Linked DNA regions of Mus musculus: region 1 is linked to region 2. Evidence: chromatin contacts called from ENCODE Hi-C or POLR2A ChIA-PET data. All regions are on one chromosome and are shown on one strand. Each heading gives the region's core, a stretch centred on a gene start or an enhancer-like site at or near the end of the contact. The rest is flanking DNA. Distances are from core to core; before and after follow the strand shown.

The links. Hi-C counts contacts between places; a loop is a spot of excess contacts on that map. ChIA-PET counts read pairs that join two places held with the same protein, here RNA polymerase II (POLR2A).
Region 1: a map of heart shows a loop between it and region 2 (2.5-fold over the local background). The contact joins the promoter of Rplp0 here to the promoter of Triap1 in region 2. A Hi-C loop is called at or near these places in 1 of 37 maps with a recorded cell type or tissue (heart). POLR2A ChIA-PET finds 5 or more read pairs at or near these places in 1 of 5 experiments (Patski).

The regions. Positions count from the first base shown.
Region 1 is chr5:115,557,888-115,560,872 of GRCm38, reverse strand. It overlaps Rplp0 (ribosomal protein, large, P0), which reads right to left and starts at 1,406. Exons shown (of 7, transcript NM_007475.5): 1 at 1,334-1,406; 2 at 985-1,086; 3 at 1-132. The coding sequence starts at 1,038.
Region 2 is chr5:115,339,766-115,342,778 of GRCm38, reverse strand. It overlaps Triap1 (TP53 regulated inhibitor of apoptosis 1), which reads right to left and starts at 1,548. Exons shown (of 2, transcript NM_026933.3): 1 at 1,362-1,548; 2 at 1-104. The coding sequence starts at 1,508. The coding sequence ends at 21. It overlaps Gatc (glutamyl-tRNA(Gln) amidotransferase, subunit C), which reads left to right and starts at 1,618. Exons shown (of 3, transcript NM_029645.3): 1 at 1,618-1,937. The coding sequence starts at 1,630.

The DNA of each region.
Region 1 (2,985 bases), core at 157-2,656, 220 kb before region 2:
GCGCATCATGGTGTTCTTGCCCATCAGCACCACGGCCTTCCCTCGGAGCGACATGCGGATCTGCTGCATCTGCTTGGAGCCCACGTTGTCTGCTCCCACAATGAAGCATTTTGGATAATCATCCAAAAGTTGCTATGAAGGAAGCCAGGAAAAACTACATTGAGAGGAAAACAAACAAAAAATACCCAGCAAAACCCGAAACCCTGCTACCTCTACCTCCCCATTGCTTCACCCTAGGTGTGACACTTCTCGCTAGGAGCCAGCCACCCGAGCCCAACGTCTGTCTTTATCTGATCCAGCTTCCTTGCTGGTTACGAGTATCACAAAATTACTGTCACAGCCAAAAATTAACTTTTAGCTGGGTGTGGTGCCACACCTGTAAAGACAGGTAAGGCTTAATTGCTAATCCGAGGCCAGCCAGAGCTATAGGGGGAAGACTTGCCTCAAGTAAATCTTAAGCTTTACTTTTTAAATAAGGCGTGCCTGGGTGACCAAAGTGACTCTGATCAGGGAAGAGACAGACTTAAAAAGCACAGAAAACAAATTATAGAGAGGTCGGGGGATCTTAGGTTGTGAAATATAAAAGGTACTACCAGACCCAAAAATCTTTGTCTCTGTCTCGGAAAAAAAAAAGAAAAGTTAACTAAAACAGACTGGTACCTACAAAGTCTGGTAGCTCTGGTTCAAAGCCACCTCAAAGGCCTTTTGTAATTAAGTCACTCAACAGCAGCCTGACTGGCAGGTCTCAGATGGGCAACAAGATGAATCACTCCAGTCTCAGCCCTTTGCACAAACGCGAAGGGCTCGACGAGATGAAAAACTGGGTGAGCGAGCTAGTTCTGGAACGCGGGGGGGGGGGGGGGAGATCCCAAGACTACAGAACTTCCCCAGGATGCCCAAACTCTGTTAAAGCGCGTGGCCAACGACCGCCCCGGGAAGACCCGGAGGCGGAAGCCGCGCGTCCCCGGCCCGCTCCACACTTACGATGATCTTGAGGAAGTAGTTGGACTTCCAGGTCGCCCTGTCTTCCCTGGGCATCACGGCGGTGCGTCAGGGATTGCCACGCGGGGTTTAAAGACGATGTCACTGGGGAGAGAGAGGGGGCAGCTTGAGCCCGGTAACCCCAACACCGGCCCCGATCCCAGGCCTAGGCCAAGCCGGCCACGCCAGAGCTGGGCCCCGGGCTGCGGCCGCCAGCAGCGCGGGCGATCCGACAAGCCAGGCGGTAGACCGGACGGGCAGAGCCCGGCCGCGATCCTTCCCGAGCCCATCGCTCCCACCCGCAACGTCCCCGCGCTCTTGCCGCCCTCCCACAACAAAACAACCCCCCAACCTCCAACGAGGACGCCTGGCGAGAGACGGGCCGCATGCCCGCGTGTGCCTTTTATAGGAGAACCAGGCGGTCCTCGAAACCCGAAGACGACGTCGTCCATGCCTATTGGCTGGTTCCATCGACTGTCCTGCCTCACTCAATAAACATGCGCGTCTATTGGCTGAGACCGCTGCCACTCCAGCAAGTCGGGAAAGTAAAGACAGCACCCGGCCGCAGGAGGCGCGCTTTCAGACCTGCTGCCCTCTGCTGGGTCGGAGCCGCCCTGCAGCGTCACCGAGTCAGTACAGCAAAACAACTTTCTGCGAAACCCTAGCTGATGCTCTAGTCTCCTCTTGTTCTTCCATTCTTTTTTCTTTCTTTTAATTTATTTATTTTTTATTTTTTTAGGTTTTTCTGTATATCCTGGCTGTCCTGGAACTCACTTTGTAGACCAGGCTGGCCTCAAACTCAGAAATCTGCCTGCCTCTGCCTCCCAAGTGCTGGGATTAAAGGCGTGCGCCACCACTGCCCGTTTTGTTCTTCCTTTCAAAACCTACATCTTCACCCGCACAAAGTTAATCAAAGATTGCCGTTTTCTCTGAGTAAACGCCTAAAACGTAGACTATTCTCAAGGTCCCACACGACTGTTTCCACTGTCGCAATCTGTTTTCTTGCTTTCCTACTGATGTGTTTGCCTCTCGCCTGATCCCTTTGCCCTTTTATCCCCTTCAAGAGTATGCCTTTTTTTTTTTTTGGTTTTGGTTTTGGTTTTTCGAGACAGGGTTTCTCTGTATAGCCCTGGATGTCCTGGAACTCACTTTGTAGACCAGGCTGGCCTTGAACTCAGAAATCCGCCTGCCTCTGCCTCCCAAGTGCTGGGATTAAAGGTGTGCGCCACCACCACCGGCTTCACAGCTTTTTGAATGGTGCTGGCCAGCTTCGGTCAGAGAAACTCACCTCCCCCACATCTTGCTGCAAATGCTATCTACTCAAGGAGACCTGCCCTGATTCTTGATTTCAAATTTTAAGGGCGGGGGCAAAACCAAACCTACTCTCCCTTACTCTCCCACCTTCTCCTGCAGCACTTACACCATCTAACTCGCTGTATAATTCACCACATTCTGCTTGTCAGCCTCTCCCTGCAGGAAGGTAAGCTCCACAGGGCAGAGATTTTATTCTGTGCCTGCCAGACAGTGGGCAGATAAGTATTTGTTGAGCAGGCAAAACGCAGGGCATGCGGCCAGATGAGACCCGGATCCATAACTTTGTTCTGCCGCTTGCTGTGTTGTCTTAAAAAGCACTTCCACTTTATTGACCGTTTGCTTTCCCTTCCAGGGATACGGGAGAAAATCGATACATAAAACTAGCTTCTTCACATATATATATATATATATATATATATATATATAATATATATATATATATATAATATATATATATATATATACACATTATATATATACACACACAGTCGTTCAACATTATTTGGATAATTGTTTTACTGAGACAGTCTCACTCCTGCCTTGTTTTTAATTGCTGAGCCATCTTCCCAGACCCATGAATAAATAAATATCCATATATAAATAAGTGTGTATATATGGGGGAAGATATTGAACCTAGGGCCTTGTTCATGCTAAACAAGCAGTCTGTTGTTTTAAAGCTTCCTGGTGCCT
Region 2 (3,013 bases), core at 299-2,798:
TCTTCCAAGTGGCAGGCAGGTCAAGAGGAGTTTTCAGGCTTTTCTTTGCCATGGCCCATGAACTCCAGGCCTTCAATAGGAATCTCTTTCTCCTTGATTGCTTTCTAAAGGAGGAAGAAAATGCACTATCAGTCCATGATAGCTTGCAGTCCATGTTTTGTGACAGGTGTAATGGTACAGAGGTAAACCAGACTGAACTGGACGGGCTTGAAACCCACCATTCAAGGCATGCACCACCACTGCCCAGCTGGGCACCCTTTTTTTGAGGCAAGGTCTCATTCTGTAACCCTGGCTATTCTGGGACCCACACACCCTGCCTGCCTCTGAATCCTAGGATTAAAAGTGAGTACGGCTTAGTCCTGTTTTAACAAAACAGTGCCACTGTACAGACTGTAATGTAAGTCCTGTGTGGTATGAACACCTGCTCTTGGGAGGTGAGGCCTGAAGGTCAGTTCAGGTGCCTATCTCTATCTTAGTGACAGTGTTCACTCCGAATCGGCTCTGTGACCTTGAGTTACCATCCCTGTCTGAGAACTGACTAAAGGTAGCTTCTGGAATGGAGAGGTAGTTTTAGGTTAAGTTTGAAGTGCTGGTCTGAAATCAAATCTTACTGGCTACAACAGGTAATTGGCGGAGGAAAACAGAGCAATGAAAAGATCGCAACAAAACAGGCGACCTCTGCAATGCCTTACCTTAGGTCTAGAAAACTGTGAACACCATCCACTCCTAATAACAATGAAATGACGCACCACCAAAATAAGCAAGGTCATCAGACTCTAGTTCCTTTGAACCATTCACTTCCTATTTCTGACTGCTAGTTTTTCCATGTGTAAAATATAGATAATAGAAAAAAATAGATAGATAGATAGATAGATAATAGAACGCCTTGTCACCAAGACTAGTGACCTGAACTTTATTCCCAGAACCCATATAAATGTGAAAGGAGTAATCTGACTCCCGGAAGTTGTCTCCACCCTTATTGCAGACGCGAACACATTTTTTTTTTTTTTTCTGGAGACCGGGTTTTTCTGTATATCCCTGGCTGTCCTGGAACTCACTCTGTAGACCAGGCTGGCCCCGAGCTCAGAGATCCGCCTGCCCCTGCCTCCCGTGCGCTAGGACATTAAAGGTGTGCGCCACCTCCGCCCGGCCACGCCAATTTTTTAAAGATACGGATGATAGCTACTTGCACGTTTGGAATGAATCCCAAATAAATGAGCAATAACAACAAAATACTAATGTACTCTGTATAAAGCAAAGTACCGCAAAGGCATCCCGGTGTGTCAAGTGGAGACAGCCTGGCGGTTTCGGGGGATGGCCGAGGAGGGCAGGCTGCTGCGGCGAGGCCGGGCGAGACTCACCTGCACGCACTGCTGGTAGCGTTTGAAGAGGTCGGTGCACGGGTCCCCGGAGCCGTCCCCTTTGAGGAACTTCTCAGCAAACCAGCGGTTGAAGCACTGGTCGTACTCGCGCTTCATGTCAGTGCAAGCCTCCCCGACGCTGTTCATGGCGGTGATGGCAGCTGCGGTGACGGCGACGCATTCTGATGTCGTCACACACCCCCTCACCCCCACCCCGCGCGCGCGCCGCCCTACCGTCTGTCCCTACGGGGGCCGAGAAGCAAAAGAAATGTGGTCACGGGCCGCGAGTGTGCGATTTCGGGCCCCGCTGGACGCGGGCCGAAGCTTTGCTTCCAAAGCGAATCCACAGGGAAAGGTCCAGGCGGCGGGGCTGGGGACCCAGGCTCCACGTCTCGTCCCCCAGGGCAGCGGTCGCGTGTCCCCCGCGGTAATCGAGCATCTGGAGCGACTGGCGCTGGTGAACTTCGGCAGCCGCGAGGCGGTGGACCGGCTAGAGAAAGCCATCGCCTTTGCGGATCAGCTGCACGCCGTGGACACTGACGGTGTGGAGCCCCTAGAGTCGGTACTGGAGGACAGGTAAACTCCCGGCTGCGGTCTCGGACCTTTGAGGCTGTTTCAGGTCCTTTGCATAATTGGAAATTTGTCCAGTCTCCGCGAGGATGGCTTCACTCTTCCCCTAGTTCATTATTGATCCTGTCACTCTCGTTTACAACCCTCTAGTCTTCTCAGTCTCGATGTAAATAGGAACCAAGTCCGAGAATCCCTTACTTCAAAGAGCCCTTTACCCGCCCTCTCGGGGGTGCTGTCCCCTCAGTACCCTCCAGCCTAGACTGGCTTACAAACCAGGTTTATTTCCTTAAAGTGTTTTCACTTGCCTTCCTGAGCATCTGATTAAATATCTGAAGAAGTCAAACACTATTTATATGTATAACCTCAAGTCAGTTCATATGCTAATTACGAGATATCCAAATAACAAGTTATGGCTTTTTTTTTTTTTTTAAGACAGAATCTGGCTAAAATTTCGCGGAATGGCTTTGAACCCAAGGTTATCTTGCTGTGTTACCACCCATTGCATTGGTTTCATGAAGTCACTGAAATGCTTTGCAAAGTTTAAATCTTGTTAGTCTCCTGTCCTTCTCACCTTCGGGTCTTTGATCTGATGCTCAGATCCAGAGAGGTTAACACTATTTGCCTAATATTACCCAGTAATTCACATCAGATACCTGATGTCATTTTCCCACCCAAGATCTTCACGACACGTGCTCGTGGTCTTCAGGTCCTCAGGTCCTCGGCTGTCACAGCCCCTCCCCATCTCTCCAAGCTAACACTGTCAAGTTCTTTCAGCTTCTTGACTTCTCCCTCCCTGTTACTTTTTTCCCCACAATTTTCAGTCCTTGCTTTTTACCAGCTCCTTATCCCACCTACTTCTCCTCTCTTAAGTTGTCGACTGCCATTAATTCTTTTATTCCTTTATACAGTAAAAAATATATGGTTCTACTGGTATTCAAAAGCGCTGCTAATCACAGCATATCTACTTAAATGTTAGTTCTCTGCCTTCCCCCTTCTGTTTATCCAAATAGCATGAATCATGTTTGGATTTTTTTTTCTTTTGTCTAGCACTGAGTAAATACTTGGGAAATGCTCAAATAAAC